2 separate regions of the Homo sapiens genome follow, and region 1 is linked to region 2. A link is a loop called in an ENCODE intact Hi-C map of the cell type or tissue named here. Cell type or tissue: IMR-90. All regions are shown on one strand. Region 1 holds the start of LOC124903744 (a long non-coding RNA gene). Region 2 has its middle 120 kb from the start of LINC01082.

The links. Hi-C counts contacts between places; a loop is a spot of excess contacts. Peaks named below come from ENCODE experiments on the same cell type or tissue, not always from the same donor. Only the 100,000 strongest peaks of a DNase experiment are listed, where the experiment ranks them.
Region 1: a loop joins it to region 2, with 4 times the contacts of the local background. A loop is called at or near these places in 3 of 110 quality-filtered maps.

What each region holds. Positions count from the first base shown.
Region 1 is chr16:86,222,398-86,227,397 of GRCh38, reverse strand. LINC01081 (long intergenic non-protein coding RNA 1081) reads left to right here. Exons shown (of 6, transcript NR_104139.1): 4 at 621-758; 5 at 1,436-1,551; 6 at 1,731-1,818. LOC124903744 (a long non-coding RNA gene) reads left to right here and starts at 4,326. Exons shown (of 3, transcript XR_007065165.1): 1 at 4,326-4,464; 2 at 4,541-4,881. In IMR-90, CTCF peaks have their summits at 3,067 and 4,704; DNase peaks (open chromatin) are centred at 4,217 and 4,637; H3K4me3 peaks cover 689 bases; H3K27ac peaks cover 2,630 bases.
Region 2 is chr16:86,070,567-86,075,566 of GRCh38, reverse strand. No RefSeq gene overlaps it. Among named protein-coding and RNA genes, the nearest start is that of LINC01082, 120 kb to the left of the region's middle. RefSeq lists an enhancer at 423-1,191. In IMR-90, a CTCF peak has its summit at 2,558 (motif pointing left); DNase peaks (open chromatin) are centred at 366, 676 and 2,546; H3K27ac peaks cover 1,381 bases.

The DNA.
Region 1 (5,000 bases), 150 kb before region 2:
TAGCACATAGGTCATCTGGCTGAGGTCCCCCTGCCCACAGGCACGACCCAGCTCTCCATCTGCAGGATAGGTGGCTGGGCCACCCACCCCAGGCCCAGGGAGGCTTCAGCATTTCACAAGCTCATCAACTTCAGCTCCACAGCACCGGCCACTCCCGGGTGCTGTGGACCCCTTCCAAGTGCTCAGAGATGCTCAGGGTCAGACCAGGGTGGAGTCCTGGCCCTGCCGTGTGAGAGGTCAAGTTGCTTGGATCTTGCTGAGCCTTGGGAGCTCAAGGTACAAAATGACAATGGCGATGACGCCCACCCCGCGAGGTTTTGGGAAGTCAACCATTCAAAGTGCTTCACCTGGCATTGGACCAAGGTGAGCGCTCAAAATATGTTACCATAATTATCAGGTGGACACAGCAAACAGCTTGGGTCTAATCCCTCTCCTGGGATCTGGGCCTCACCTGCCTGCAGCTAAGCAGTAAAGGAGCTGAGATTCGAAAGCAGGGAGTCTGGGCTCCTACAGGAGTGGTGAGAAAGGGTGGCATGATGGGAAGGCTGGGTCACCCACTACAGATAGAGCCAAACATGCCTAGAGTGTGCCCACCCCTTTCCATCCCTACCCCATTGCAGGTGCAGGTGGAGACGGAACCCTAGACACTGCTCATCCCAATCAGGCCCTTTCCAGGCCTGTCCCATTCCAATCGGGCATCAGATGTGGCATTGATCATCATCTACTTAACAAACGAGGCTCCCCTTTCAATGCACTTGGTGAGTTCACAGGCTACAGGTGGGCAATCCACAGGACCCCCTTGCCTCCCCTCCTGGCCTTCCCCCCTACCACCCCCAATATCAAGTGCAGCTGTGGGTTTTTGTGCTAATGAGCATTACAATGTGGTCAGCTTTTCATCTTATTGTTTCTTCTGATGACTGGAGATTTACCTCATGCAGAAGAGAGTGGAATACTGAGGGTGGGTGCCCCAACTCCCTAAAGCCCTGCTCTGCACTGATGGCCGGAGGTGGGCTAGAAACCAACTGGTTCGGCTGGAGAAGAGGAAGCAACTCATGGACAAGGGTCCCCTTGGGGGGTGGGTCCTTTGGAGAAGGGCCCACAAGGTGTAGAAAGAGCACAGTCCCCAGTCACTGAGCAGCACCATGTGCCCTGGGAAGACACCTCTCAACCCGCCAGCCCCAGGGCTTGCCCTCCTCCTGGGAGAGACTGACAAGTGCTGAAGCTGCCAAGCAATCACAGACAGAGCCAAAGAGCCAAGATATCAGAGGCCTGAGATGATAATGGAGTTGGATTCCTGGAACTAGTCTATCCCAACACCACTTATTGTTTCACCAATCCATTCATTTACTCAAAGAATTACTCATTCAAAATATAAAAGCATTCCATTTTGGTTTCAGAAGAAAAATTACTCATTCATTCAACAAACATTCCACAGGGTCTCCTCTGGGCCAACCTTGGTTCTGAGATAGCAGGTGCTGAAATACTGCTGAATCCTCAAAGCCAGACTAGCCAGTGCCTGGCACCTGATGGGAATATGATTTCAACGAACAGGTGGGTGGATGAATGGATGGATGGATGGACAAATGGGTGGAAGGGTGGATGAATAAATGGGTGAATGGGTGGTGGTGGGTGGGTGGATGACCCTCACCTCCTCACAGAAAGTAATCTTTGCTGTGTTCACATAAAATCCACACAACAATCTCTCTCTCTTTTTCTCTCTCTCTGGAAAGAAATGAAGAGACCACCCAGAAATACAGACCCAGCCTTTCATTCTCTTATATTCCTTATGTCCAACATTTATTGGGCCCTTACCATGTGCTCCATATGGTGCTGGGTCCTGGGAGTTGGAGTTACAAACAACTAAGATGACAGACTTTGCTCCAAGTAGGGATTCTTGGCTCTCAGCCCCATGGAGAAAGTCTCCTTATCACCTTTCTGCACAGGGGAGGAAATCGAGATCAAAAAAGTTAAGAGACTGAGTTAAGGCCACTCCATCAGCTGCCCCAAAGCCCCTGTGTCTGCTCTGGCTGGCACTCTGAGGTCCCACTGCTGACAAGAGTGGAGTAAGAGGAAAAAGAGGTGATGTGCAATTGTGTGAGGAGTTCTTACCACTCAGGGATTCAGAGGCTGAAGGAAGGTGAGGGCTGGAAGGTCCAGGGAAGGCTTTAAGGAGAAAGAGAGAGGCAGGTAGTGGGAATGAGGTGGGGTGCTGTAAGCTCTAAAGGTCAGAGAGGATGAAAGGGAGTGACCCTTGGTCAGACCAGAGGCTGAGCCACCTTCAAATGCGATTGGCCCTAGCATCAGGTCTGCATTCCCCTCCCCTGCCCTTTATCCTTACCACCATTACCACCACCACCAACATCATCATCATCAACAACACCAATAACAACACCATCACCACCAACACCAACAACTTTATCACTACTAACTACAATAATATCAACATCATTAATATCAACATCATCATCACCAACATTGCCATCATCAACACCAATACAACACCATCACCAACACCAATAACACCATCACCCTCAACACCAACAACACCATCACTACCAATAACATCACCAGCACCAACACCAGCACAACAACACTATCATCACCAACAGCAACACCGTCACTACCAAAAACAACAGCAACACCAACACCATCACCATCACTACCAACACACCAACAGTACCAACAACACTAACACACCAACACCATCACCATCACCAACAACAGCAACACCAATGGTAACAGCAACAATAACAGTCATAAGAGCTAAATACATTTGACCCTGACCATGTGTAGAGCACTGAGCTGAGAGTTTTAAGTGCATTATTTTGTTTGAGTCTCCCGAAGGAGAACCGTGAGAGGGGTACTGCTGTGACAGACACCCCCATTTTGGAGATGAGGAACTGAGTTGTAGAACACTCCTGTTAATCTTTCCGGGCTAGACCCGAGAAAGGCCTTGAACACAGACGTTGGACTCTGAAATCAGTGCCTTCAACATCCCCGCCCCATGGCTTTCTGTTCAGAGAAATGGGTCACATTTGTTGTGTGCCCACAATGTGCAGTGTGCAGGGTGTCCTGAAGGTGTCCCACATGCAGAAAGTCATTGCATCCTTTTCCTTCCCCCAGGGCAGGGCCTGTGACTCTCCTGGTTGGGTCCAAAAGGACAGGCTCCTTAGGGAGACTGAGAATTGCAACCTGATTGCCCAGGAATGGAGTGGAGGGTCTGGGCTTTGGTCCTGACACCCTGATTTGCCACTGCTCCGTGCCACCTCCTCCCCTGTACTTTGCTCCTGGGTCTCACTCGAGCTTACCCTCTCTGAAACTCAGTTTCCTCATCTGCGAAACACACAGATTCATCAAGAGCTGTGGTTCTCACTAAAGGGTGATTTTGCCCCCAGGGACATTCAGTGGTGTCATCACCATGAGGGGGGTGCTACTGGCACCTGGTGAGTGGAGGCCAGGGATGCTGCCCAACATCCTGCAGCGCACAGGACAGCCCAGATTCTCCATCAGCAGTGCCCAGGTGGAGAAGCCCTGACCTCGATGATCCCAAGCTCCCAGAAATTGTAACTAAACTCCCAAAGCTTGTCAGAAAACGAATTCTCTGTCAAAATCCCTAAAAGGAAAGAAAAAAAAATCCTTTCTCTGCTTTCCCAACTCCAGCCCAGTCTCACACACATGAACCTCTGCAAAGATGGAGCCAGGGAGGCTTGAACACAGTTGTGTTCCAGACAGAAAATGACTTAATTCTCCAGAATGGACCCCTATTTTATGCTATTTAATATCTGCACACGATTCCAGACCCTTTCTTACTGCTGTTCAGAGCAAGACAGTAATTTCATTCTTTTTCTTTTTCCTTTTTTTTTCCTGCTCCCTGCTGCCCTCACATTGAAACTCCGTGAACTCTGGCGTCGGTTGTAAGAACGTCTTTATAAAGGGTTGCACGAGATTTCTTACTATATCAGAGTTCCTGAGGATGATGTATCACGTTACTAATTCCCTTAATTGCATGTCTGGGCTAAAAACAGACTCTCTTAGTTTTTCTAAGAAGTTACATTCTTAATGACATTAAAACACGATGGTAAATGAAGCTAAATGCTAACTGATGTACTTAAATCATGAATCAGTCTATAGAGTGTTTACCTAAACTTGTTTATCCTTCTTGGTCACTCATTTTGTAGGTTTTGCCAACACTGAGTCAGATTCGGTATCTGGAAATGGCTCAAGAATTTTTGTTTTCTTTCGATTTTTTAGCCCCAGACTGAGTGGATGCTGCAATCATGCAGTAATCAAAGAATTAGAAAAAGCAAGAGGCTGGAGGCTGATTCATTTCCCCGGCTTTTTGCAGGGTGGGGAGGACAGAGAAGCTGCAGGGAGAGATGAAGTTTTTTCCTTGAGGATGAAAAGCTCTTAACCTTGCACGTTTGGCTTCTTCTATTCAATTTTTTTAAAAGCAGAGATAGGGAGGTATGTGATTAATAGCAAAAGACAGCATTTAAGGACCGCCAGGTGCCAGGTGTTCTAAACGTGCCATGTATTTTAGCTCACAGAATCCTCCCCACAAAGCCGAGAAGCAGGAAGCAGCAACCCTCCCAGATGAAGAAGCGAAGGCTCGGAAAAGCTAAGTAACTTCTCCAAGCTGACGCAGCTCGTGAGAGGAGGGACTGGGATTCAAATCCCTGCAGGGGGAGACCAGCAGCCCCGACTTCAGCCGCCATGCCTCCTGCCTGAGAAGCTAGCTGCGAAGGTTCCAGAAGGAGACTGCCCTCCGGGAACAGAAACAGCGCATGACTGCGACCTGTCTGCAAAAATCTTGATCACTTGTAAATCCTTCTCCACCTGATAAGTTATCACATTGGCTCATGATGTTTTTTTTCATTCTCAGTGAGTTCAAAATACTATTTTGGTTTGTCTCAGTTTCTTCCTCTCTCTCTCTCTCTCTCTCTCTCTCTCTCGTATAAAGGTATCCACATGTCACATGTCATTTGTTGATAATTAAATTT
Region 2 (5,000 bases):
CAGGAGAGGGGAAAAGACAGAGAGTTGTGGTGAATACAACACACTTCCTTGGTGAGCAGCAGCAACCACCTTCTTCTCACCCATTCTCTCAGCAAGAACCAGTGGCCTGTTCCCACCCAGATGCAAAGACACCTGGGAAACACAGCTCCTGGCCAGACAGCCACCCACTAAGGACAGCTCCGCACATGCACACAGGTGCCCACGGCCAGCTGGCCATAGGTGCAGGATAAACCTTTGCTTGGTTCATTCATCAGTGCACCAACTAATGGAAGACCAAGCCAGCCACTCGGAAGAGACTTCTTAGGCGGCTGTTGAAATGTTGAGCTGAATCAGAAACCCGCATGATTAAACCGTGCGAGATAAGGATCTGGGGGAGAGTTCTCTGCTGACATATCCCCCTTTCGTGACCACTCTCCTCCCCACATGTCACCACCAGACGGATCACCCAGCCGGGGGCCTCAGAGGAGTCCCAAAGGCCAGCACCCTCAGCCTCTGCCTCTCCCAGATGGAGAAACAGGCCCAGGGTGGGATCACAAGGCAAATTCGTGGAGGAGGAGCCAGGCCCGGCTGCCTGACCCCAGGCCATCTCTGGGGCCAGGGACAGGCCGGGCCCTCATTGTTCAGCTAATGACTGCAACCCCAGGCCTGTGGAGCGTCTGTGTGGGGCCGCTGTATAAACATTTCCTCTCTGGCAGAGCAGGAAATGAAGGGATGAGGAGGTCAAGTGACTTCACTGGGGCTACTGCTGCCCTGCCCACCGTCCCCGCCCATGCCTGCCCACCACCCTTCCCAAGTCCCCTGAGTCGGGTCAGAACCATAGCCAGGCAGGTGTCCCCAGTCACCTCCAGCACCCCAGGCTTGATTCTTGCTCCGCCACGTCCTGGATGGGTGTTCTTGGGAAAGTTGCTCAGCCTCTCTGAGCATTAGATTCCTCACCCACTGACGCCCTTCCTCCTGGAGTCAGGTAGTAAGGACGAAATGACACTGTGTGGCGAAGCTTCTGGCAGGGGCCTGGCCGATGGTGGCCTCTCAGTGCTTTCCTGCTATTGTAAATTCTCTTTGATAAAAGAGTGTTGACTGGGTTGCACGCTTTAAATGGTTAATTGTATGTTATGTTAATTTCACTCCAGTAAAAGAAAAGATTTGTGTTTTTCTCCACTGTCTGCCCCTCATCCCACTCACACTCACTCACACACTCGCAGACTCACTCGCACACACACTCGCTCACACTTGCATACTCATATACACACACTCGCACATGCTTGCACACTTATACACACTCATCCTTGCACACACTTATACACACCTACACACACTTGCACACTCATACACTCATACACACTCACTCACTCACATAAGCACTAGCAGATCCACTGTACCCCAGGAGGGACCTACAGACACAGGGTGGACGCCGAGATAATTCCCCAAACTCTCTCCCTGGAACCCCACTGACCTTTTCAAGGGGCTGTCAGAGGAGAAATGAACTCACTGGATTAAGGCAGAGAACAGGACTCAGGTGGAAGAGGCCAGGCTGGGGGCATTCTGATAAGTGGGGAAGAGGAGAGACATCAGCCCCTAGGACCACACCCAGACCTGTGGGGCCGCATGTCAGGGAACCCTGGACAGTCCTGGGCAAGCAGGGGCAGCCAGGGTGGGAGGGGGGCTCTCGAGTGAGAGGAGAGAGTCCACCCTTGTCTGTTATCACATTGAAAACTCACACCTCTGCAAAGGTGGACTATGTCCTCAGCCTGTAGCTGGGTAAACTGAGGCTCAGAGACACAAACTGACCTCAGATCACATGTCCAGTTAGTGGTAGCGCCAAGAATCAGCCTCAGTTCCGCTCCACACCCAGAGATAAAGGTGAACTGCAGATCCGCCTAGGTCCACGATATCCGACATAATTAAGCTTTCAGAGGCTTGTACTGCCCGAGGCACCCAGGCTAGGAGCCTTCCCCTCTCCTTTGACTCTGGACTTTTGTGCTAAAAGGAACTTCAAGAGGAGTTAATATGGCATCCCATTTAACGGAAGAGTAAACGGACCAGAGAGGTTAAGTGATTTGCCCAAGGTCTCACAGCTAATTAGGACCAGACCAGACCCACAGCACAGGCTTCCTGCGTGCCCCCCTTCCCCGCCCTCCGCAAGCGGGGTGACTCCCAGGCTCACTGCAGGTGTCTCCAGGGCAGGTCTGCTCCCACAGATTCCGTGACCATGACACCTGCAGGCATTGCTGGGCTGCACCTGATCCATCAGACCTTCAAACACCTGTAGAAACCGAGGTCCATTCCTGAGCTCATCAAAAATCTAACCCACGCCCCCCGCAAGTCCTTCAAAATTCTGGAAAGAGAGAAGGTTTTTTGAAACCTAGAAGGAAACAATTGCCCAATTGCCTGTGCATCAAATCAAGTGATTTTTTCCCCCACTCACACGGACTGTGGGATTTTTTTTTTTTTTTTTTTTTTTTGAATCTCCCATCAATTTCAGAATTTCAAAGAGGAAAAAAAAAGTGAGCCCTTCTGGGCAGAGCAATTCCAAGCGGCTGGGAATCAGCTGCCCTCTGCTGGACAAACGAGGATGTGGCCAAGTTGATGGTTCTTGCTCACGGGCGACTTAAAGAAATATCTGAGCCCCTTGGCGATCCCCAATATTATTTCAGATCCAGTTCAGATCCAGCGTGATAGGATTTGTGCTTTTTATAGCAGCTGGATTTGTATTTTCTGAAAAACTAACAGCTACCCAGAACCCAGAACTGCTTTTAAACTATAATCGCGCCTTTATTGGGCCACTGCTGTCTGCTGAGCCCTGTTCTAGGCACGGGGTATGCAGCTGTGGCCTGGACGGAGTAAACCCCGCCCCGTGGAGGCTGCCTGTTCTAGTTGGGGCCACAGACGATCAGCAAATTAACAAAGCAATTAACAAAAAAGCCAGGTGGTTGTAAATGCTGCGAAAAATAAATCTCTGAGGCAGGTACGGAGTGGTCGGGGTGATGGCTGATGCTGTGTGGTGGGGGCAGGGGGGCAGGCAGGCAACTCTGAGCCAAGATCTGAATGCAGGGAGAGCGGGAGTCACCTGGCGGTCTGGGGGAAGAGTGCTCCTGGCAGAGGAAACAGCCGGTGCAAACGCTTGGAGGATGGGGTGTTTTTGACTGGTTGAAAGGAGTGTAAGAGAGGGCCAACATGTCTGGGACAGAGGGACAGAGGGGAAGCGGGGAGAGAGATGGTCAGGGGCCATCTCAACAGCCCCCGTGGACATTTAAATCAGAGTTAGGTCCCAGTAAATATTGGAGAGAATCACTCCATCTCCGGGTGATGCTCTGGCTTTTGTGAATTGAGGGACTCCTTGAGGATGGGACCACAGTGGGAGGCTAGGGTGGGGCAAGAATACAAACAGGAATCCCAGAGCTTCCGGGAACCAGGAGGACCTGGGAGATCATCTAGTGAAGTCCAGCTTCCCCAGCTTTAATCATAGCAGTGGCGACAGCAGGTCTGACTGGGGAGCCCTGACCAGCCGAGCAGCCCTTTGTGCTGGGTTGAATGGTGTCCCTCCAAATGTGTGTCCATCTGGAACATCAGAATGCAGCCTTTTGGGGAGCTAGGGCCACGACTGCGGATGTAATTAGTTAAGAGGAGGTCATAGTGGAGGAGGCTGGGCCCTAAATCTGAGACTGGTGTCCTTACAGGAAGTCCATAGAGAAACACATACACACACAGAGAAGGCGAGGTAACGGCGGAAGCAGAGGCTGGGCAGTGCTGTCACCAGCTAAGGAGCACTGAGGAAGCCATCAGGCACCTGGAGCTGGAAGAGGGAGGAAGGAGCCGCCCCCAGGGCCTTCGGAGCAAGCACCACCCAGCAGACACCTGGTTTTCAGACGTCCGGCCTCCAGGCCTGTGAAATAATAAATTCTTGCTGTTTTAAGCACCAAGTTTAGGGTCATTTGTTACAAGGGCCACAGGACACTCGCATGCATGACCGCACCCACGCAGCAGCCCCCACAGTGAGAACTCTCTCTCCTCCCATTTCACAGATGAGGCTAATGAACTGGTCAAGGCCCCTGAGCAGTGATTTGACTCTACACCAAATGGGCAGCTGCTCCCAGCGGGGACCATGGGGGAAGGTGTCCGAGGTTGGTGGCTCTGTGCTGAAGGACAAGGAATTCTCTCAGCTCCTGCTTTCACAAAGCAGGAAGATCTGCCTTCTGGGCATCAGCCGTTTCCCCACTTGCCTGGCTGCCATTGCTCTCCAGAGCTGCCCCCTCCTGTTATGGCCCAGAGGAAAGAGAGAAGACTGACTCAGACCTGGCCCCACCTCTGGGTTCTGAACAAATGGCCCAGGCTGCAAAAAAGGGGAGCAGCACCCACCTTACCCCTGACCAGGTATCTAGGGCGACCTACAGCAAGGCTCGCCTCGCCACCTGTCACAGGTGCTGTGCCTCACATGGCTGGGTGCTTTTGAGAAACAAGCACTAACCTTGACCGGGCACTGTGCTTTGGCCAGGTACTGAAGTACTAAGCACTTTATACGCTTCCCTACACTGAATCCTTGCAGTGATCCTATGCAGCCCGCACAGTTAAAGAATGACCTGGTTTGCCCATTCCATTGCTCTGCACCGTCTCTTTATTGGGCACCTATTATCTGTGGAGCCTGGTTCTAGGCACTAAGAATGCAGCTGTAGCTAGGCAGGAAACTGGATGAGAAGCTGAGAATCAGAGGTTCAGCAGCTTGCCCAAGGTCACATAGGTCCCTCCCCTTGGACCTGGGCTGCCTGTGAACTGCTACTCACGGGGGGAGTGTGGTGGAAGTCATGCCTTGTCTGCCAGTCCCCAAGGTCCCCATACTTTGAGGAGGCCCAACCTGGGCATGTGGAGAGGCCATGTGCAGAAGAACTGAGCCCGCCCGCTCCAGCTGACAGCCTCGGCTGAGTCCCCGCCCAGCCCCAGCCTCAGCTGAGGCCAAGTGGAGCTGTAACACACCATCCCTCCAAACCCTACCCAAATTGCAGAAT